Linked DNA regions of Homo sapiens: region 2 is linked to region 1. The links are chromatin loops, found by intact Hi-C in ENCODE. Cell type or tissue: natural killer cell. All regions are shown on one strand. Each heading gives the region's core, and the rest is flanking DNA. Links, peaks and the distances in the headings are about the cores only.

Evidence for each region. A loop is a pair of places that touch in the nucleus more often than their neighbours do. Peaks named below come from ENCODE experiments on the same cell type or tissue, not always from the same donor. Only the 100,000 strongest peaks of a DNase experiment are listed, where the experiment ranks them.
Region 2: a loop joins it to region 1, with 2.4 times the contacts of the local background. A loop is called at or near these places in 44 of 110 quality-filtered maps.

What each region holds. Positions count from the first base shown.
Region 1 is chrX:46,540,442-46,551,509 of GRCh38, forward strand. It overlaps ZNF674 (zinc finger protein 674), which reads right to left and starts at 4,980. Exons shown (of 6, transcript NM_001190417.2): 1 at 4,930-4,980; 2 at 4,060-4,170; 3 at 1,632-1,675. The coding sequence starts at 1,646. ZNF674-AS1 (ZNF674 antisense RNA 1) reads left to right here and starts at 5,049. Exons shown (of 2, transcript NR_015378.3): 1 at 5,049-5,186; 2 at 6,025-8,034. RefSeq lists enhancers at 4,354-5,553, 5,169-5,318. In natural killer cell, for the core only: no CTCF peak of the experiment used is centred there; a DNase peak (open chromatin) is centred at 5,010; H3K4me3 peaks cover 1,597 bases; H3K27ac peaks cover 1,899 bases.
Region 2 is chrX:46,681,622-46,692,689 of GRCh38, forward strand. SLC9A7 (solute carrier family 9 member A7) reads right to left here. Exons shown (of 17, transcript NM_001257291.2): 2 at 715-914. It also overlaps the pseudogene YBX1P8. Among named protein-coding and RNA genes, the nearest start is that of SLC9A7, 72 kb to the right of the region's middle. In natural killer cell, for the core only: a CTCF peak has its summit at 4,614 (motif pointing left); a DNase peak (open chromatin) is centred at 4,610.

The DNA of each region.
Region 1 (11,068 bases), core at 2,686-7,685:
ACTTTTACATTTTGACATCCATGTTCTTAAGGGAAACTGGTCTATAATTTTCTTTTTTGTAGTATCCTCTTCAAATTTCAGGTTAAGTGGCTTCACAAAATGAACTGGGTACCTTTTCATCTTTAATAGCCTGGAAAAATGGAACGCAGAAATTATCTAGTCTTTACATTTAGTGAAAGGAGTAATTATGAAGGATTTCGGAGGGCAAATTTAAGTCTCACTACCTTTTAGTCAAAACCCGACTTCCAGGTATAACCTCCATAAACACTGGTACTACAGAGCAAGTAGATACAGAGAAAATTGTTCATGAGGTACTGTATACAATAGTAAAAAAAAATTAGGCCAGGTGCAGTGGCTCATGCCTGTAATCCCAGCACTTTGGGAGGACGAGGTGGGTAGATCACCTGAGGTCAGGAGTTCGAGACCAGCCTGGCCAACATGGTAAAGCCCCGTCTCTACTAAAAATACAAATATTAGCCGGGTGTGGTGGCACGTGCACGTAATCCCAGCTACTTGGAAGGCTGAGATAGGAGAATCGCTTGAACCTGGGAGGCAGAGGTTGCAGTGAGCCGAGATCACGCCACTGCACCGCAGCCTGGGCGACAAGAGCAAAACTCCATTTAAAAAAAAAAAAAAAAGGCCAGGCACGGTGGCTCACACCTGTAATCCCAGCACTTTGGGAGGCTGAGGTGGACAGATCACCTGAGGTCGGGAGTTCGAGACCAGCCTGACCAACATGGAGAAACCTCATCTCTAGTAAAAATACAAAATTGGCTGGGCATGGTGGCACATGCCTGTAATCCCAGGTACTCGGTTGGCTGAGGCAGGAAAATCGCTTGAACCTGGAAGGCGGAGGTTGCAGTGAGCCGATATCGCACCATTGCACTCTAGCCTGGGCAACAAGAGTGAAACTCCGTCACAAAAAAAAAAAAAAAAGAAAAAGAAATTAAAAACCTAAATATCTGTGAATAGAAAAATAGTTACATGATACATCCATACTATGAAATAGGAATTAAAACAATCTTTATATATTGACAAGGAACACCACCCAGGATATAATCAGGTTCAGAAAGCAAGATGGGTATGGGAATATGATGCCATTTGTGTAAAAGCATAAAAAAAATATATACGTGTACGTTTTTAGTTCATTAAACTGACATAAATGCATCTACCCCACAGTTTCACCCAACTGTTAACAGTGGACATCTCTAAGGAGGAACGTGGTACTGGGGGGAGAAGAAATAGAAACTTTATTGGCTACTAGTTTCTTCTATGTACATTAAAACATTATACACAAACTTATTCTCTTAAACACAGTAAAAAAGACCAAGCGATCTAGAAGTGAAGAAAGAGGAAAAAGCAAGGTGAATCTATGTATTTAAACAATTCTTCTCTGAGAAGAAGAAGAAAAGATGAGGTACAGTTTCTGGAAGAACAAGTAGAGAGAGGTATCTTTTTGTTTTTCCTCTCTCCTGGTGAGGGGAAGGATTAGAGAAACCAGAGGCTGAGGACAAGTTGAACAGAAAACAGCCAGAGAAGAGGGGATAATTGGTATTTTCAAGTTTATTATATAGATTCCAAACTTTGCCTCAATTTCACTGGAAAAAAAGTAGGGGTACATTAGAACTCACCTGGGACATGGCCATCTTGTTGTGCTCCTGCAAAGGATGGAGATCTACAAATACAGAATTAGAAGGGTTGAGTTCAGTGGGTATAGACATAAGATCATCATCACCACCCTAATAATAATTACCTTTGCACCCTGGGAAGAATCATCTAAAAATAAGGCCTGGTAGCTTCAGCCTATTCCATGGGACGCTACTAAGATCATGTGGGTTTTGCACATGAAACTTTGTCTCCCTTACTGGACAGATGTATGACTTGTGTCCAAAGCCATCTACATGTCAGAAACCAGTAACAACTTAACATCTCCTTTATCTCAAGAGTTCTATTCCTAGCACAAAGATGCAAAATGTTCACCATTGTCATTTCCACTATGAAAAATCTGCCTATAATCCCTGCATGCGGGGGGCGCTGAAGGAGGATTGATTGAGGCCAGGAGTTCAAGACCAGCCTAGACAATATAGCAAGGCCTTGTCTCTACAAAACCGAAAATTAAAAAAATTAGCTGGCGTGGTGGTGCATGCCTGTAGTCCCAGCTACTCAAAAGGCTGAGATGGGAGGGTCTCTTGAGCCCAGGAGTGCGAGGTTAGTGAGCCATGATCACGTCCCTGCACTCCAGCCTGTGTGACAACGTCAGAGCCTGGCTCAAAAATAAACAAAAAAATAAAAAAATCTTCGAAGCAACTAAATGTGCAGCAAAGGGGACTTAGTAAAAAAATATGACACGTGCAAAACAAGCATACTACACAGGCTTTAAAGATGGTTTCTGAACTTTGTTTTCAGTTCCTGGGTGTTTAAAGGGAGGTTCCAACAAAGCAACTGCAGTGTAATCTCATTTTTGTTAAGCAATATGTACAAATATGAAGTCTCAAACAGCATTTATTCTTTTTTTTGTTTTTTTTTGAGATGCAGTTTTGCTCTTGTTGCCCAGGCTGGAGTGCAGTGGCATGATCTCAGCTCACTGCAACCTCCACCTCCCGGGTTCAAGCGATTCTCCTGCCTCAGCATCCCAAGTAGCTGGAATTATAGGCATGCACCAACATGCCCAGCTAATTATTTTTGTATTTTTAGTAGAGACGGGGTTTCATCATGTTGGTCAGGCTGGCCTCAAACTCCTGACCTCAGGTGATCCATCCGCCTCAGCCTCCCAAAGTGCTGGGATTACAGGCATGAGCCACCGCGCCTGACCTCAAACAGCATTTATTCAAATGCTGACATTGGTTACATTGTTCGGTGATTTTAATTTTCTTGTTTATTTGCATTTTTGACAAGGAATATTAATTACTAATGAAACAAAAATTAAAATTTATTAAAAAATCACTTCTTATCAAACAGAGCCCTAGAGGTGAAAAGACACTCTCCAAGTGTGTATGAGTAAGATCTCTTCATGTGGTTTGGAGGAAGGAGCCCAACCAGGGCTCAAAGGGCCGCAGGGAAGGAGAGGTGTGGGGCTGGGTGGGTAACAGCCAAGCACTGTCAGTTCTGTGAGGGGCTGAAAACCACTGTGCCTGCTTCCCTGCATCCACCTCTCTAACTGGCCACCTACCCTGCTCCCACCCCACCACTTCCTCCTTTCCCATGATTTGCATTTTGATTGCCATGCTCCTCCTTCTTTGGCAGATTTTCAAAAGAAAGTTCCAGCAAGGAGATTCTGTGCAGAGTAACCATTTCATACTGCAGCAATCACTGTGATACCATCAGGACAACAGGGTTCAGCTCCGTGTAGCTTAGCAGGTCATGTCCCCTGGCCCACTTTCATTAAGCATTGAAATAAGGCAGCAGAGCTGGATGACAGCATACCTAGAGACTACTCTGAAATTCTATAAACTAAAAATATATTTTCTGCACTTTGGTCAGGATGAACGGACACTCAGCATTTCCCCTGGAAGCAGGTGCCTGGTTGATGGTGTGGGGCTGACTCAAATTCAGAAATAGCCAATGGCAAGAGAAGGAAGCATGGGGGTGCACAAATAGGTGTGCTAGGAGAGGCCAATCCTCTGTGGCTGGCTGTGATCCTTCCCAGCCTCATCCCGCCTTTGCAGGTACTACAGCAGGGCACCTGCCCCCATGGGGGACATCCATGCCTCCATCCACCTGTGACTTTCACCTGTCCCTCCTCCAGCAGGAATCAAACTGCACTGTCACATGGTCCTCCATGGCACCTGGAAGTAGAGCCAGCTTTGCTCTGTCTCAGCTGAAGTGAGGGACAAAGGCCACTACGGGTCCAGCTCTTCTAGGACCTGCTGTCCCGTGAGCCTCCTTTGCTCTGAGGATCTGGGTCTGGGCTCTTGCTGAGGCTTCTCCTCCAACTCGCCTCAGCTCAGCGTACCTCTCTTGTGTCCAAGGCGGCAGGACCAAGGGATTCAGAGACAAACACACCCCAGTTGGGGCCATCACTATAGCACTAGATCTCTGCCTGTGACCCAGGGAACTCACCTCTTCCTGGGGCCTCAGCCTAAGTCTTCTGCGACTAAGTGGGGAAGCCGAGGCACAGATAAACTGGAGTCTGAAATCGGTGAGCAGTGGTCTCAGGTCTGCACTCTGACCCTGGAAACACAATGACCACAGGAGATTCAATTAGCAACACCTATGCTCCCTTCCATGCAGTGAAGTTGAGTGAAACCCAAAGGTTTTTACCCAACAGAAGAGGGACAACCCCTCATTCTAGTTTTAAGAGTTAACATTCATGCACAGCTCAATTATCCTCAGTGAGCGAAACCCTGCCTTCCTGAGTCCGGGCTTTGGAATCAACTGACTGGCTGCTGTGCCACTTTTATTCACTGAAGAAATGATTGCCTTCCATGAGCCGGTTCTCCGTGTTGCAAATCCATCAGTGAACAAAATCTCAAATTCCCAGCTCCAGATTTCTAGTCTGGAGGAAGAGACACACTGGAAACAATAAACATGATAAACAAAGTACAGGAAAAGAAAAAGAAAAAGGATTCCTCGGGTTTGCTACCTACGGGACTTTGGACAGGTTGCCAAGCCACACTGTACCGTTTTCTCTCTATAACATGAAAATAATCATCGTAACACCTCACAGGGCTCCTGCTAATGTGAAACATTTGCAAGAGTGTCTGGCAGTTACCACCGGGTGAGGATACAAGCGCTGAGTGACTCAATCAATTAGTCACTCGCTGGCCCCGAACCTCGCCCCCAACACTCACGCCCACCGCCTGTGTCACTCAATCCCCACAAGGACGCTCACCCGTGGCCCCATGACCCCACGGCCCCGTAAACTCCCGTCATTCCTCCCGTCCCCCCTTCCCCCGATCAAAACCATCACCACCTCACCCTCCCGCTTACTTCACTGCCGACAGCCTGAAACCTCAGGGGCGGATGACAACAGCCAGTGTGAACGAAGCGCCACCCTCCGGGTCAGCCGAGCATTTCCGCTTCCCACAGCCCCCTGGGAACGTGAAGTCAAAGCAATGCGCACGCGCAGTGGCTTTGAAGGCGGGGCAACAAAGCCTGTGGCCGATGTGGCGCTCCTCGGCCCGCGCTTCAGTGGTTATGACAGTGTTCGCTCTAAGGGGAGAAGGAATGTGTGACCATTTCCAACGGTAAGTCGTACAAAAGGTCCGGGGAGGCGTACCTGGGCGGCGAGAGGCGAGAGAACTCCGCGCGGGCTTTCCAGTGCCCAGGCCCCTGCCGGCTCCGAAGCCGAAATCCCTTCTTCCACTTCGTTCTCTTGCAGTGGACGTGGGGTGTTCCCACCCCTCTGTCCCCAAGGCCACTGTTTCTGTCTTCCGCTCCTAGGAATAGGAAAAAGAGTCGCGCCTCTGGCATCTGTGGCAGCTCCAGAGCGCGGCCCTCTAGGGTCCAGGCAGGCCACATGGAGCGGGGCCCTAGGCCTGGCTCAGAGCGTCCTAAGAGCAACAGGTCTGGCTCAGTCGGGGAAGTGGCCTGGAAGAGGGGCTTTGGAGCCGGGCTTCAGAGCCAGCAACCTCCCGAAGTGAGGGAAGAAAGCCTCATTCTGATTGTTCTCTACCCAGTGGTGGGGCTCCGGTTCCTAGGATCTTAGACACCCTGGGAGAATCTGGATTTTACTTTTTAGCGGAGAGGTGTTTTCTCTGAGAATGCCAGCCAGTGGCAACATGGCCCGCTAAAAAGGCCTGTAGTAAACTTGAGGAAAGTTTTCTGTTTCCTGTCTGGGTCTGGGAGAAAGAGAACAAGTGTTGTTCTCCATGCTTACTATGCCTGCCTGGTCACCAAGCGGGCCTCTTTGGGTCAAGTATGACAGAGTCTCCCTCAGGTACACAGCAAACCCTTCTGTGCTAGAGCCAGCTGGTGCCAGACACTGTTCATAGATGTGTCCAAGACATTTGTGTAATCTATCAGACACGTATTTAATTTCCATTTGAACATGAGTGTTTTTCCTCTTTCTCTTTCTCCTCTCAGGTTAACTTGCATTCCCCAGATAGTTTGGATGAGTTACAACCTAAATCTGCAAACTCAATACAGCCAGACCCTGGGAAGTGACTCTCTCCAAGCCTCCTGTACAAGTCCCAGGAAAAGAGCCTGTTTTCCCTTGGACATGTGAGCAGTGAATTACTGCTCATTCAGAATTTCATGTGTATGTGTTACTGATGGCCAGGTTTAGAGATACCAACCTATTTATTTCTAGAGGAGAGGTGATTTGATAACCTTTTCAGATATCACTATCAGTAGGCAGAAAAGGGTTAATAGTATGATAGGGTTAATATGTCCTGAGGAGAGTAAAGAAATTGCAAACTGCAGAAGCACCTGATCTGTGGCCCTGGCCAGCATCTCTCCATATCCTGATTCTGTAAGATCAAGTGTTTATGCAGAAAGAGAAGGGACTGATGATTTGAATGTGACCAGATGCAGGGCATGCCCTTATTGCCATGCCAGCATTTGCTATTCATGATGTTAGTATTCAAAAATCAAGAAACACCCTTCCTGGGCCATTGGTGTCTACTAATCCATTGGAAGAAAAGACTGGAATCCACCACTTACTAGCTTCTTGGGCCTCAGTCCCCTCTTTTCTGCCATAGCTAAGGACCACCTAACCTAGATGGCTGTTGTTATTGTTCAAAGGGACATCTTTAGAGCCTCAAGCCCAGGAATAGCCCGTGGCAGGCACCTGGTAAATGTTAGTTTTCATTGTCCTATCCCAACACTATGAAACATGCAGCACTCTCTGCAACTGCCCCTGTGGATTTCCATAGGCAGGAGAGTATCCAGTGTTGAGTGGAGCTGGTATTCTCAGAAACGAAGCCCCTTTCCTCATTTTGCGCCAATCTCTTCAGTCATTTTTACCCTAGTAGTATAATGCTTTGTCAAAGTCACTGTCATCTGATGTTAACAGTTGTTTTCGCCAGATGACTTTTCAAAAGGTAACTTCACCATAATACCGGTTAATGTGATAAAAACACTGCATGTAGCCAATTTTTTTTTTTTTTGAGATGGAGTTATTGGCTCTTGTTGCCCAGGCTAGAGTGCAGCGGCGTGATCTTGGCTCACTGCAACCTCCATCTCGTGGGTTCAGGTAATTCTCCTGCCTCAGCCTCCCGAGTGGCTGGGATTACAGGCACACGCCACCATGCCCAGCTAATTTTTTTGTATTTTTAGTAGAGTCGGGGTTTCACTATATGTTGGCCAGGCTGGTCTCGAACTCCTGACCTCAGGTGATCCGCCTGCCTCAGCCTTCCAAAGTGCTGGGGTTACAGGTGTGAGCCACTGCACCCAGCCAAATATTTTCTTATTTATTTATTTATTTTAGAGACAGGATGCCATTATGTTGCCTAGTTTGGAATGCAGTGTCTATTTAGAGGCGTGATCATGGCATACTATAGCCTCGGCTCAAAGGACCCTGGTCTCAAAGGACCCTGCCACCTTAGCCTCCTGAGTAGCTGGGACAAGTGTGCGCCACCACACCTGGCTAATTTTTTAAATTTTTTGTAGAGATAGTGTCTCGCTATGTTGCCCACGCTGGTCTGGAATTCCTGGACTCAAGGCCTCTTCCTGCCCTCAGACTTCCAAAGTGTTAGGATTACAGGGTGAGTCACCACGCCCAGCCAGTGTGAATTTTCTAATGCTGAGTAAGTTGTGATCCAGAAGTAAATGTATCTGCAAGCTGATTTAAATTGTAGATTTTCTCTTCATTGCATATTTTCTGATGTTGAATAAAGTCTGAGTATTAACTAAAGTTTTTGCTTCTTAAATATGTAAGAATTGTCCTCAAAATCTCTATTCTTGAGCACAGTAGTAAAAATATTTTTACATACATTGTATTTCAAGGGTTCTGCATAAGCAACCTTGTTTTATTGTGACAATTTATTTGGGAATTGTATCAAATATATAATACTGAGATGTTCTCATTCCTTTTGTGAAAATACTTTTGTTTAAAAACCACTGCCTTCAAATGAAAACCACTAGGTTTGTTATGCTTGCCTCATCTTTTCTCGGTGTTTTTCTTTCATTTTTTAAAAATACATGTCTTTCTTTTTTATACCTAAAACAGTGGGTTTTTAAAATGTGATATGTGTATGCGTTGTATAATGGTTACCACAATCAACTAATACATCCATCACCATCCATACTGTACCTTAGATCTGCAGAACTTGTTCATCGTAGAATGTTTTTACCTTTTAGGTCAGACGTGGTGGCTCACGTCTGTAATCCTTGCACTTTGGGAGGCCAAGGTGGGTGGATTGCCAGAGCTCGGGAGTTCAAGACCATCCTGGGAAACATAGTGAAACCCTGTCTCTACTAAAAATACAAAAAATTACCCACGTGTGGTGGTGCGCACCTGTAGTCCCAGTTACTTGGGAGGCAGAGGCACGAGAATCATTTGAACCTGGGAGGCAGAGGTTGCAGTGAGCTGAGATCGTGCCGCTGCACTCCAGCCTGGGCGACAGAGCAAGACTCTGTCTCCAAAAAAAAAAAAGAGTGTTTTTATTTTTTGACCAACATCTCTCCATTTCCTGTCTCCCACTCCTGCATCCCCAGTCCTTGGTAACCACTGTTCTACTCTCTGTTTCTATGAGTTCAACTTTTTAAGATTTCACCTTTAAGTGAGATAATGCAGTATTTGTCATTCTGTGTCTAGTTTATTTCATTTAGCATACTATCTTCCAGGTTCCTTTTTCCCTCTGTGTCTCAAGTCCACCTTTGCATTGTCACTTTCTTTTCTGAAATGAAAATGGTATTGTGGCTATTACCTAGCTAGATACCAACTATGGGCTTTGTAGTATCTGGATTAGCTGTAATGTACATGTGAATGATGACTAGTAAAATATATATAGTAGGAAAAATGATGCAATTCAAAAAGCAAGAACACAAGTATAAATAAGCCTAAGAAGGTTGGACATCATCTATATAAAGGAAAATAAACTGTACTCCTTAGTGAAGACTTAATACTGTAAAACCTGGCCGGGCACGGTGGCTCACGCCTGTAATCCCAGCACTTTGGGAGGCCGAGGCGGGCAGATCATGTCAGGAGATCGAGACCAACCTGGCTGACATGGTGAAACCCCGTCTCTACTAAAAATATAAAAAAATTAGCCGGGCATGGTAGCGGGTGCCTGTAGTCCCAGCTACTCGGGAGGCTGAGGCAGGAGAATGGCATGAACCCAGGAGGCAGAGCTTGCAGTGAGCCGAGATCACGCCACTGCACTCTAGCCTGGGCAAGAGCGAGACTCCGTCTCAAAAAAAAAAAAACCGAAATTGTCCCTAAGCCTAATTGATAGATTTAAGGCAATTTAACCAATATGCTAAATGGGATCAGGGGCCTATAGTACAATTATACTTCATTTTAATTGGCAGAAAAAATATATGAACAACTAAGAGTATTTGGTGGATAGAGGTAACATGGGAAGACTCATCTTACAAGATATTAGAGGGCATTATAAACTAAAGTAAATAATGTGGCATAGAGCAGAATTAGATCACTGAAACAAAAAAATCCAGAATCAGAATATATGGAATGTGGAGTCCTGATAAGTAAGCAACAAGAAGGAAGGGGTCCCAGGTGAGAGAGAACAATTGTTCTATAGATGGCTAATTGCAGACAACCTGCTGGCACACATCCTGTTCCCAGATACCTTGTTTTGCATGTGGCCTTTCCAGCACAACCTTATAAAACTTAAAACCTCCAGCCCCTGCCTCTCAGACAGCCTCTTCTCTGCTGTGCTGCCCATTGAACCCTTACAACGTATCTTCAAACTTTCTCTGATAAATCTGCCTTTCTTTACCTATGACTGTTTTGGCAAAATTCCTTTACTGTCCACAACACCATCCCCACTCAGTTGTACCCAAGACAGGGAAGACTAAATGTCTGACGTTTACCTTAAAAAGTATGAAAAAATAAGTTGAGAGGGGCCAAGCATGGTGGCTCACGCCTATAATCCCAACACTTTGGGAGGCTGAGGTGGGAGGATGGCTTGAACCTAGGAGTTTGAGACCAGCCTGGGCAACATAGTAAGACCTCATCACTACCAAAAAAAAAAAAAAAAATCTGGGCATGGTGGTGTGTGCCTGTAGTCCCAGCTACTTAGGAAGCTAAGGTGGGAGAGTCACTTGAGCGCCAGAGCTTTGAGGCTGCAGTGAGGCTTGATCATGCCACTGCACTCCAGCCTGGGCAACAGGGTGAGACCCTGCTGCAAAAAAAAATTATTATAAACCTACTTATGCTAAGTTATAATGGTTGACAAAAACGTCAGTAGAAGGCAGAGTTCCAATGTATATCCATGTATGTATTGAAAATTAAAGGTGTTTTCAGTTTGTGAAAATTGACAGGATTGATGTGATATAAATCTGTAAGGAAAAAATCCTGGACCCCTACATATTATATATAATGACAAATTCCAAGTGGATTAAAATTAAATATGAAAAATAATAAAATATATACGGGCTGGGTGTGGTGGCTCACGCCTATAATCCCAGCACTTTGAGAGGCCGAGGCAGGTGGATCACGAGGTCAGGAGATTGAGACCAACCTGGCCAACATGGTGAACCCCTGTCTCTACTAAAAATACAAAAATTAGCTGGGCGTGGTGGCACCTGCCTGTAGTCCCAGCTACTCGGGAGGCTGAGGCAGAAGAATCGCTTGAACCCGGGAGGTGGAGGTTGCAGTGAGCCGAGATGATGCCACTACACTCCAGCCTGGTGACAGAGTGAGACTCTGTCTCAAAAATAAATAAATTATATATATATGAATATTATATAACATCATGATGGAGCATAAACCAGAAGGACAACCCTGAAGCCATAAAGTAAATCCTAGACTTCATTTAAAAATGTATATATATTGGAGACAGTGTCACTCTGTCACCCAGGCTGGATTGCAGTGGCATGATCTCAGCTCACTGCAACCTCTGCCTCCCAGGTTCAAGGGATTCTCCTGCCTCAGCCTTCTGAGTAGCTGGGATTACAGGCATGTGCCACCACACCCAGATAATTTTGTATTTTTAGTAGAGGT
Region 2 (11,068 bases), core at 2,494-7,493, 140 kb after region 1:
CCCAAGACCGCTATACAGAAGGCTTCCTTCTGATAAACCCTGGTCTATAAGGTAATGGAGTATACATCAATTAATACAGATCTCTTGCTTATCCTGGAAATTACCCATGCAAGATGTATAATGCTTTTTCATGTGGACTATGTTGCTACCCCAACATTAAATGAAAATGCTTGGACTCAAATTCTAAGACAACAAGATCTTCTTCTTCCCCTGAAGATTCATTAAGCCTCTGGCATCAATCACTGATAAGAGTAAGCACTCAAATATTTGTAGGATATAGCAAAAGAACCACGAAGAACTAAGAATTACCCTTCTGAATACTGAATAAATTAAGCTAAAAGTGAAATCAATCTTATTTTAAGAAAGTAGCAATATCATCCCTAAACCACAGGAAGGATAAGAGACATAGCAAAGAGGAGATGGTGGCTGGATAAATGAGCTGAGTGGGGACGTACAAATCCATTGCACAATCAGTGGCCCATTTCAGCTACAGATGCTAACAGACCCACAAAGGTCACCAGCTGAAAGGCTCAAGTTGAAGATCTGGTTCTTCCTTCTCCTCATCATGGACCAAAAAGCTTTGTAACAAAACAGAGAGCCAGGAATGTTACGGATAATCCAGGAGTTTGGAAGGATTTCTCTCCACAAGGTCAAGACAAGTCAGGGAATCAACAACCATGTCAGGACAAGGATGGCTGAGTGTCCCCAGCTCACCTTCCGTAGCATATCATTCTGCTCTACGCTGTTGATCTTGCCAGGACTGATTTCTCCTTTCAGAGTGTATTCGAAGAACTTTCCGCTGACATTCACTAATAAGGTACTGAAGGCCCTGTCTTCCTGAGTGCAGCTGAGTGATTTGTCACGGCCACTGGTAGCAGGGGTACCATACCTCAGGATCACCCCAACGATGAGCCCTGAAAGAGTGGAAAAAAACTCATCAGGCCTGAGGAAGGATAGAGAAAGTGTGGAAATAATGGCATAGTTGACTTTCAACAACTAAGAAATGCAGCAGTAATCTTAGAAACTGGGCATGGGGTATGTATTTTAGGAGAAACTGCATGGGCCTTCAGGATTGAAAGGGTTAAGCATCCATCTATTCTGGTCCGATTTAAGTTGCTCGGCCACCAGGAGGACAAGGTGGGACAGTACCTTCAGTGGTATTATGACACTGTGAGCACTTTTTTGTTTTTTGAGTGGAGTCTCGCTCTCTCACCCAGGCTGGAGTGCAGTGGCGTGATCTGGGCTCACTGCAACCTCCGCTTCCCAGGTTCAAGCAATTCTCCTGCCTCAGCCTCCCAAGTAGCTGGGACTACAGGCACCCACCACTACACCCGGCTAATTTTTTTTTTTTTTTTTTTTTTGTATTTTTAGTAGAGACAAGGTTTCACTATGTTGGCCAGGCTGGTCTCGAACTCCTGACCTCAAGTGATCTGCTGGCTTCAGCTTCCCAAAGTGCTGGGATTACAGGTGTGAGCCACCACATCCAGCCAGCCCTGTGACCACTTTTAACACCTGAGCATGTCTCATTTCTCAGGCTTCTAGTGGAGGAAGATGGGATGACAAGCAGCAAAGATTTTTCTGGCCAGGACAGCACAAAGCAGAACTGCTGAGCTCTTTCATTTCACTCAGCAGCATCCCTCAAGCCAGTCCTGTTGCCATGTGCCAGCAAGGACCAGCCCACTGGAATTTCCAGTTGCTATAAATGTAACTTGCTTTGCCACACATCAGAGGAAAGGGGAGAAAAAAGAAATTCTTTTGCTTAGGTCATTTGAAACACTGGTATCATGGAGAAGGTAATTACACCCCTTGGGAAGTGAAACACTGCAGTGTACATTTGAGGAGTCAGGATTCAGGGGCTGGAGAGCTGGCTTCTTGGGGCTGTAGCTATGAGATGGCTAAGATCATCAGCTACAAGTATGTAAGTCTCATACCCTTCTTAGTAGGGCTCTCCCATTAGGAAAAATAAAAACAGCAAGATCATGTATAAGCATTCAATTCTGTGAATAAGGAAGGAGTGTGGCTCCCTGGACCTGAACACGAGTCAGACATGCCCAAGTAAAAGTGAGTGAAAGATTAAAAAACAAAAACAAAAAACCAGCCATAAATCACTATCAGACACTTTCTATAATTCTCTAGAAGGAAAATTTCAGACTTCTCTCTAAATTCAGTTCTTTGCTGGCAATATTAAAAGACAGAATGATATATTTGCTTCCTCATCTCATTTTGCCATTAATGGAGAAAGTTGCTGAGAAAAAGAACGATGTTTACTGTCTTCCATGTGTAATGTTCTATAATGTCTCTTATCACCAAGATATATAAGAACTCACAAGACATTGTTGAATAGCAAATAAAATATAAAATCTAGAAAAATATAGTTCTTTGAGCCAAAATCTGCATCTGTGTTGTGTTATTATAATTATTATAGACCCATATTAACAGATACTTGCAGTTTGTTGACTTGTAATAAAACAACTTGATTTTTTTTACAACTTAAAAATGAGTTTCTTAATAATCTCAATCTGACCAGATACGAAACAATTTGAAAACCTTTAAAGGCATATAAGAAAAACCAGACCTTTTATTTTATTTTATTTGTTTTTTGAGACAGAGTCTCACTTTGTCACCCAGGCTGGAGTGCAGTGGTGCAATCTCGGCTTGCTGCAACCTCCGCCTCCCAGGTTCAAGCAATTCTCCTGCCTCAGCCTCCCGAGTAGCTGGGACTACAGGCATGCGCTATCACACCCAGCTAATTTTTGTATTTTTAGTAGAGACGGGGTTTCACCATGTTGGCTAGGCTGGTCTCGAACTATTGACCTCTGGTGATCCACCCACCTCGGCCTCCCAAAGTGCTGGGATTACAGGCGTGAGCCACCATGCCTGGCCCCAGACCTTTTAAAAAACATATTTAAAAAAACATATTTATCATTACCAAAAAGAGATGTCTGTAGGGAAAAGTAATGAAAGCTCCATAACTCAGATAGTGCTAGCTGTCTGGTAAATGGGCCAAAAGCAGTCACTTAAGGTCTTCAGAACCAATCTTTTGTTCAGGTCTTATTGCTGGAATTTATATTCATTTATTCCTGTAGGATGACAAACCAGATGACACTAGAAATGGTTGGCTGGCATTTACTCTGTCCTGCTCTGCTCAGCCTTGGCAACGGACTTCCTAGCTGTCAGTCTCTTTGCCATCTTGTGGTTCAGGGTTTTCTGGGTGTCTGTGCTGGTAACTGAAGTTGGGGGGTGCCTACAATGACATGGCTGCTGGCCTTGGGTGTTCATTACTGTTCTAGGTGAGGAGGGGCCCTGGAGATTCGTGGTCTGTAACCCCAATACGTAATCTGTCTCACTGACCTACCTCTTCTCCTTCACCCTGGTTGTCACCACCCTCCATCACTTGTCTCTGCACAGGAGGGTTAGAACACTCTGGTCAAGAATCATAGGGTCTCTGCAAGGGAGGAGGCATCTTCTGTGTGCTGTAAGGCCTGACGTTTAAGGGAACTCTCCAATCCTTCTTTTCCCCACTCTCATTGTTCTGGTAATTGTGCTGGTGACCGTGTGGAAGACCCCCATGATGCAGATAACATCTATAATGGCTTCAGTCTACTGCATCTGTACTGCCTGGCACTGGAACTCCACCAGGGCCTGCAATCTTTGCTGCCTGTGTACCGTTTTCTCCTTCAACATCGAACTCCACAGCTTCTCCATCCCCTGTACTGCCAGGGTGTTTCCTGGGGGTTATTCTTCTTTATGACAATCTGGCATACAAATACATCTCACCCAGTGTCATTCCTGTGGACGAAACCATATATATTTCTTACACTGAACCATCTTACTGTTCCCAAACTTTCACTGGGATAACCTTCTTGTCCTGTTTGCAGGCTGCCACTCCCTCTGCCTCTGCCCATGGTGTCATGCCAAGTGTCTCAGCCTCACTGCTCATGTTTGCGGTCACAGTAATGGTGACTGGGGCCAGCTGTGGCAGCAGTGGCCCCTTTGCAGGTGTGATGGTAATGAGATTGGTGGCAGTGGAGCTGTTCAGGGCTCTGGGGGGCTCTCTCTCCACTCTAGATGGAACTCTGTGATGCTTTTTAGTCTTATTTCACTCCCTGGTTAGACAGTTATTTTCTGACGAAGTTTTACATGGCAAAGACGACTCTAGCCCTTCAACACTCATCATAATACAGGATGATCTGCAGCATCTGGAGGCAGCTATTTGGAACATGATTTAACTTAAATTGTCATCAGGAAGCCAAAACAAGTCATTTACAGACTATCTTTCTCCTAAAAATCAGAACCTGCTTCATGTAACTCATTGTTTCTTGACTTTTCTAACCTCATTATTAGCAGAGCTAATGGAAAGACTGAAGCATACTAGCAAAGGTCCTCATGAATACTACTCTAACAAGAGAGGGTTTATATTTGTAGACAAATTCCTCAATTAGAGGAAACATTCTTCAACTCTCTTCCAGTAATCATCACTATCATATTTACAATCATCACCAGATGACGAATATTGCTTTTTAAAGTTGTAAAACCTTTTCTTCTCTACCCTGGGCCCAATGCGCTCATATTAAAGATGGAAGGGAGACAGCGAAGGTGGTGATGCTGCCCCCTTGTGGTTAAAATATGGCAACACAAAACACCACAGCAGAGATGTAAGGTTAACACCATCCTGACAGTTTTGACCAAAAATATACCAAGCCACAGGGTACACCACTAACTCAAGGTAGAGTTTGGGTACCTCCCCAGACATTTTAGATTCATATTTATTACCACTATATTCCATGGCATGATATTAAGTTCATATTTGGCGTTTTCCAGTTGAAGAAAGAATAGGATATTAGAACTGCAGGAAGGTAATTAGGTGAGAAAATGATAAAGACTTGGAGAAAACATGAACAGCATATTTTCATCTGCTGGATCTCGGAGACATCCTGACAGGGAACTGTGAAGTGGTCATAGCTACAAGGAATTAAAACATGCACTAGATTTTTTTTTGAAAGCTTCAGAAAGTTCAGTATTCATAAAAAATGATGGAGAGCAACAGAAGCACTAATGATTTGACCAGATTAACAGCCTAGTGTTCTAGATCACAAAGAGAAATAACCTACTGTGTGTTTGGGCCAGGGAAAATAGCACATAAAATGTCAGCTGATAAAGAGACAATCACTGATTTCGTAGGTACATTACTAATGAAAGAATTGTTTTGAACTTTTACAGAAAGCAAATATGGATGAAATTCCTTTGACATTTGATGTGGCTTAAAACAAGATGGTAAACTCCAAAGGGGCAAAAATTCGAGACTGTTTCAACTTGTGGATAGGAAAAAAACTCACTTCACAACTGTACTTGCATATATATAGTTTATGTATGTGCTTATCCAAAACTTGGTAGTATGATGAAGGAATATAATCATGAGAGCAACGTGTGGTTTAAAAATCCCACGGGTTCATTAAAGAAACCAGCTCCCATTGGTCTGGTGCCAGTTTTCCTTTTGTGGCTGAGGCTGTTGGGAGGAGAGCTGAACAAGTGGACATGGTGAGGTTTAATTCTAGACAGCCATCCATCAGCTACAATATTTAAATGTCTATGTTAATAAGCCTTTGTTACGGAGGAGAACAGGTACGTGGGTGCACTGTTCTTTAGTGAGACCTCATTTTTTCTTATGTAAGGTACTGAGGGTAGGTGATCACCTGATCAGTGTGGCCACCACTGTGGAGTTTTTTACAGCACAGTAGGGGTTGTTATGAGTTTTAAAGCTTCATCTGAAATTCCAAGAAAAGAAAGTATCTCATTTTGCATCCAGTTACACAGTGTTTGAAGATGGTGATAACTATTTCTAATTCAATGAATAAAGAGAATCCAATGGATTCCAGCAGTTGACAATGACTTTTCAGGTTTGGGGGTAATTTACATGACTTGGATTTTGAGAGTGAATATTACAGCCCTTTCAATACCTTGTTCTACTTGTTCTGCTACTTATGCAGCTGTGTTATTCGTTGATATATTAGTTTCAAGGAGAATTCATTCAAAATATTTTTGTTCCTTGTTTTGAATATGTGGTGAAACTAAAAAGCAATTTTATTAAGGTACAATTTACATACCATAAGATTCACCCATTTTAGAGTATACTATTCAATGATTTTTAGTATATTCACAGAGTTGCACAATCATCACTGCAATCTGATTTTGAAACATTTCCATCTGCAGTCACTTCCTGCTTCCTACTCCAATTCCCAGGCAACTACTAATCTACCTTCTGTACTATAGATTTGCCGTTTCTGGACTTTTAATATAAATGGTGTCATACAATATGTAGCCTCTTGTGTCTGGCTTCTTTCACTTAGTATGTTTTCAAGGTTTATCTATGTTGGAGGCATGTATCAGTACTTCATTCCTTTTTATTGCCAAATAGTATTCCACTGTACCAGTGTATCATATTTTATTTGTCCATTAACTAATCAATAAATATTTGAGTTGTTTCCCTTTTTTGTTAATGTGAATAACGCTGCTATGAACATTTGCATACAAGTCTGTGGACATGTTTTCATTTCCCTAGAGTAGATACCTAGGAGTGGAACTGCTGTGTCATATGATAAATCTATGTTTAATATTTTAGAAACTGCCAAACTACATTGGGAAAAATGTATTGTTTTACATTCTCGCCAGCAACACATGAGAGTTACAGTTTGTTGGCCGGGCGCAGTGGCTCACACCTGTAATCCCAGCACTTTGGGAGGCCGAGGCGGGCAGATCACCTGAGATCAGGAGCTCGAGACCAGCCTGACCAACATGGAGAAACCCCATCTCTACTAAAAATACAAAATTAGCTGGACGTTGTGGCACATGCCTGTAATCCTAGCTACTCAGGAGGCTGAGGCAGGAGAATCGCTTGAACCTGGGAGGTGGAGGTTACGGTGAGCCAAGATCGTGCCATTGCACTCTAGCCTGGGCAACAAGAGCGAAACTCCGCCTCAAAAAAAAAAAAAAAAAAAGAGTTATAGTTTGTTTACAGGCACAGCAGCACTTGTTATTGTCTTATGATCATACCTGTTTTAGAGAATGTTCAGAGGTATCTCATTGTAGTTTTAATGTGCATTTCCCTAATGCCTAAAGATGCTGAGCATCTTTTTATGTGCTTATAGGCCATTGTATATCTTCTTTGGTGAAATGTCTCGTCATTCAAATCTCTTGCCATATTTTAACTCAGGTTCTCTTATTGAATGGTAAAAAAAAAACCCAAACTTTTTGTTTTCTGGATAGAAGTCCCTTATTGAAAATACAATTTGAAAATATTTTCCCCAAATCTATGACCTATATTTTTCCTTTCTTTTTTAAAATTTCTCTGATGTTGTCTTAAAATTTTTTTTTTGCTTTATTGTTATACAATGAATTATTTTTTCTTTTGGTGTACAGTTCTATGAATTTTAACACACATATAGATTCATGTAAGCACCACTGCAACAAGGATACCAAATAGTTCTACCACTCCCCCAAAACTCTCTTGTACTATCTCTTCACACTGATACCTTCATCCTACATATTAACCCCAGCAACCACTGCTTTTTGTTTTGTTTTGTTTTGTTTTGTTTTTTCCATTAATACAGTTTTGTCTTTGCAAGGTTAAATACATGGAACCATGCAGTATGTAACCTTTTGAGACTGGCTTCTCTCACTCAGCGTAACACCTTTGAGGTTCATCCAAGTATTGTGTGAATTAACACTTCATCTCATTTTACTGCTAAGTTGTATTCCATTGTATAAACACTCACCTACTGAGGGATATCTGGCTTCTTTCCAGCTTTTGGCTGGCACAAATAAAGCTGCCATGAACACCCATGAACAAGTTTTTATATGAACATGTTTTCATTTCTCTAAGGTAAATACCCAGAGTGGGACTGCTCGGTCATATGTGCAGCATATCTTTAACTTTATGAGAAACTGCAAGCCATTTCTCAAAGTAATTATGCCTTTTTTTTTTTTCAGTTCTTTTTTTTTTTGTTTAAGTTCTGGGATACATGTGCAGAACGTGCAGGTTTGTTACATAGGTATACATGTGCCATGGTGGCTTGCTGCACCTATCAACACATCATCTAGGTGTTAAGCCCCGCATGCATTAGATATTTGTCTTAATGCTCTCCCTCCCCTTTCCCCCTACCCCCTGACAGGCCCTGGTGTGTGATGTTCCCCTCCTTCTGTCCATGTGTTCTCATTGTTCAACTCCCACTTACGAATGAGAACATGCGGTATTTGGTTTTCTGTTCCTGTGTTAGTCTGCTGAGAATGATGGCTTCCAGCTTCATCCATGTCCTTGCAAAGGACATGAACTCATTCTTTTTTATAGCTGCATAGTATTCCATTGTATATATGTGCCACATTTTCTTTATCCATTCTATCAAAGAAATACCATTTGACCCAGCAATCCCATTACTGGGTATATACCCAAAGGATTATAAATCATTCTACCATAAGGACACATGCACACGTATGTTTACTGCAGCACTATTTACAATAGCAAAGACTTGGAACCAACCCAAATGCCCAACTATACCATTTTTTAACCACTGTCCCCTACAGCATCATATGAGGGTTCTAGTTGCTCCACATCCTCATCCACATTTGGTATTGCCAATATCTCTCATTTTAGCCATTCTATTGTAATAGGTGTGTAGTGGTATTTCACCATACTTTAAATTTGCATTTCCCTAATGGCTAATGATGTTGAATATCTTTTTGTGTACTTATTGGCAATCCTAATACCCTCTTCAGAGAAATGTTTCTTCAAGTTATTTGCCCATTTTAAAAACTGGGTTGTTTTCTTATGGGTTCCTTATATATTCTGGGTTCCCTTATACATTTTGGGTTCCTTATATATTCTAGATACAAGTCCTTTGTCAGATATATGATTTGCAAATATTTTCTACCAGACTGTAGCTTGTCTTTCCAGCCTCTTGACATTGTCTTTGGCAGAGCAAAATTTTTTTACTCTGATAGATTAAATCTAATTTATCCATTTTATTTTATTGCTTGTGGCTCTGGTATCATATCTAAAAAACACTTGTCTAACCCAAAGTTATGAATATTTCTTATGTTTTTAAGTGTTTTATAGCCTTGATGCTTACATTTAGATCTCTGATACAATCTGAGTTAACTTAGTGTGTATGGTGTCAGGTTAAGGTCCAAATTCATCCTTTTGCATACGGGTATCTAATTGCTCCAGCACCATTTGTTAAAAATACGGTCTTTTCTCCAGTGAATTCTCTTGGTACCTTTGCTGAAAATCAACTGACCATAAACACAATGGTTTATTTCTGGAGCTGGTGGGAGAAATGGGAGCTGGTGGTCACTGCAGTCTATTCCACCTGCCTGTGATAAATCATCCAGAACATGGATCTGGCAGGGATGGGAGCAATCTTAAATGCCATAGACACCTACTATTCTTACCAAGATTCAGTAGATTTTCTTTAATAAATGTTCCTCAATTTAATTGACCTTTCATCAATTTACAGAGACTAAATAGTTATTTTTGACAACTTTGTCCAATTTTATTGCTGTGTTTTGGGAAGAAGATTTATTGAGCTCTCACACAGTCATTCCAGAAGTCCTCCCATGAGCATGAATAACAGAATTCCTACATGCTTGTTATCTTGCCATGTTTTATAAATGTATAAGAAGCAAAAATTTACTGAAAATGTTTGCTTTTGTATATTGTAGCAAATTAATTCTAAGGCATTATTTGTTGCTATTTACCAACTTTTCCTGATATATTTATTTTGTCTGGTAGTAATGAGGAAGCATAATGGAGAAGAATTTGGTAGATTCAGTGACAGAAGACCTGGGTAGGTAACTTCACTTTCCACCTAGCTACAATCCAGCACAAAGTACCTCTCTGCTGCTCATTTCTAAAATTGGGCTGTTGTAAGAATGTAGTGAGAACATGCATATGTCAAAACCCTTTATAAACTGTCAAAAGCTGTACAAATGCTGCTTTTTATGAGCCCTTTAGAATTAGTTATTTTCCTTTGCATCATCTCTTGCTATAAAAATAGTGCATATTGGGGATGGAGGTTAGGAAGACAAGTGATATGTGGGCTGGAGCAAAATAGAAAAAATATCTCTAGAAAAGTAGCTACAGAACTCACTGTTTTTGAAGTTGTCCTGTCCAGCAAAGGCACAGGACACCATAACTTCCTTATTTGTCCCTCTAGCAGCTTCCCAGGTGCCTGTAAAATGAGCACTTCTACAGCAATTTTACAGTTATATAGGGTTTTCACCAGAGGAAAATTTCAAGGGTAGGCATAATTGTCCTTGTATAAATGCTGATTTATTTAGAAGACTCTCCCAGGGATTTAGCAAAACACATAATGATAGTAATAAAACAGTATCATCATATAATGTATCATCATCAATCTTTGTGGCACTGTAGATTGGTAAACAGGCCAAAAAGTAAGCAACCTTACTCTATCAGTTTTCTTTTAATAAGAATTAAAAGACTGCAAGGAAGACAGGTTTCATGGAGCTAGCAACCTTACTATTAAAAATTCCCATTAAAATGGGAAATAAGTATCTGCCATATAATGGGCTAAACCTGAAGTGTGAGACACAAGCCACTGATTTTATTGCTCAATTTCTCTAATGCATTCAGGTCACTTAAAATCAGATGACCTGCATGGCACCATTAGGAAGATTTTTTTCAGAATTGCTTGAGATTCAGCATTGGCACTGAACCATCCGAATGAGATATGAAGCCCACCACAAACAGAACCACAGGTCCTGCCTGCTTGTCCAAGGAAAATCCCTCTGCTTGTGTTTCCTACATACCTAAGGCATGTCTACAGTTGCCCCACACTCATTTTATCCAGATCTCATGCCACTACAAAATGCCAATGTTGGAAGGGACAATACAAGTCCAATTATCCATCACATTTATAAAACACTCTGTTCAACAGCAGACAGGTCTTATACTGTGGTATTCAGAGTCATCTTGGGGAACCAATTAAAGTACAGGTGTCTAGAGTCTCTCCTGTAACTTCTCATCCTGTAGGTTTAGGGGGTGTTTGAGGTATTT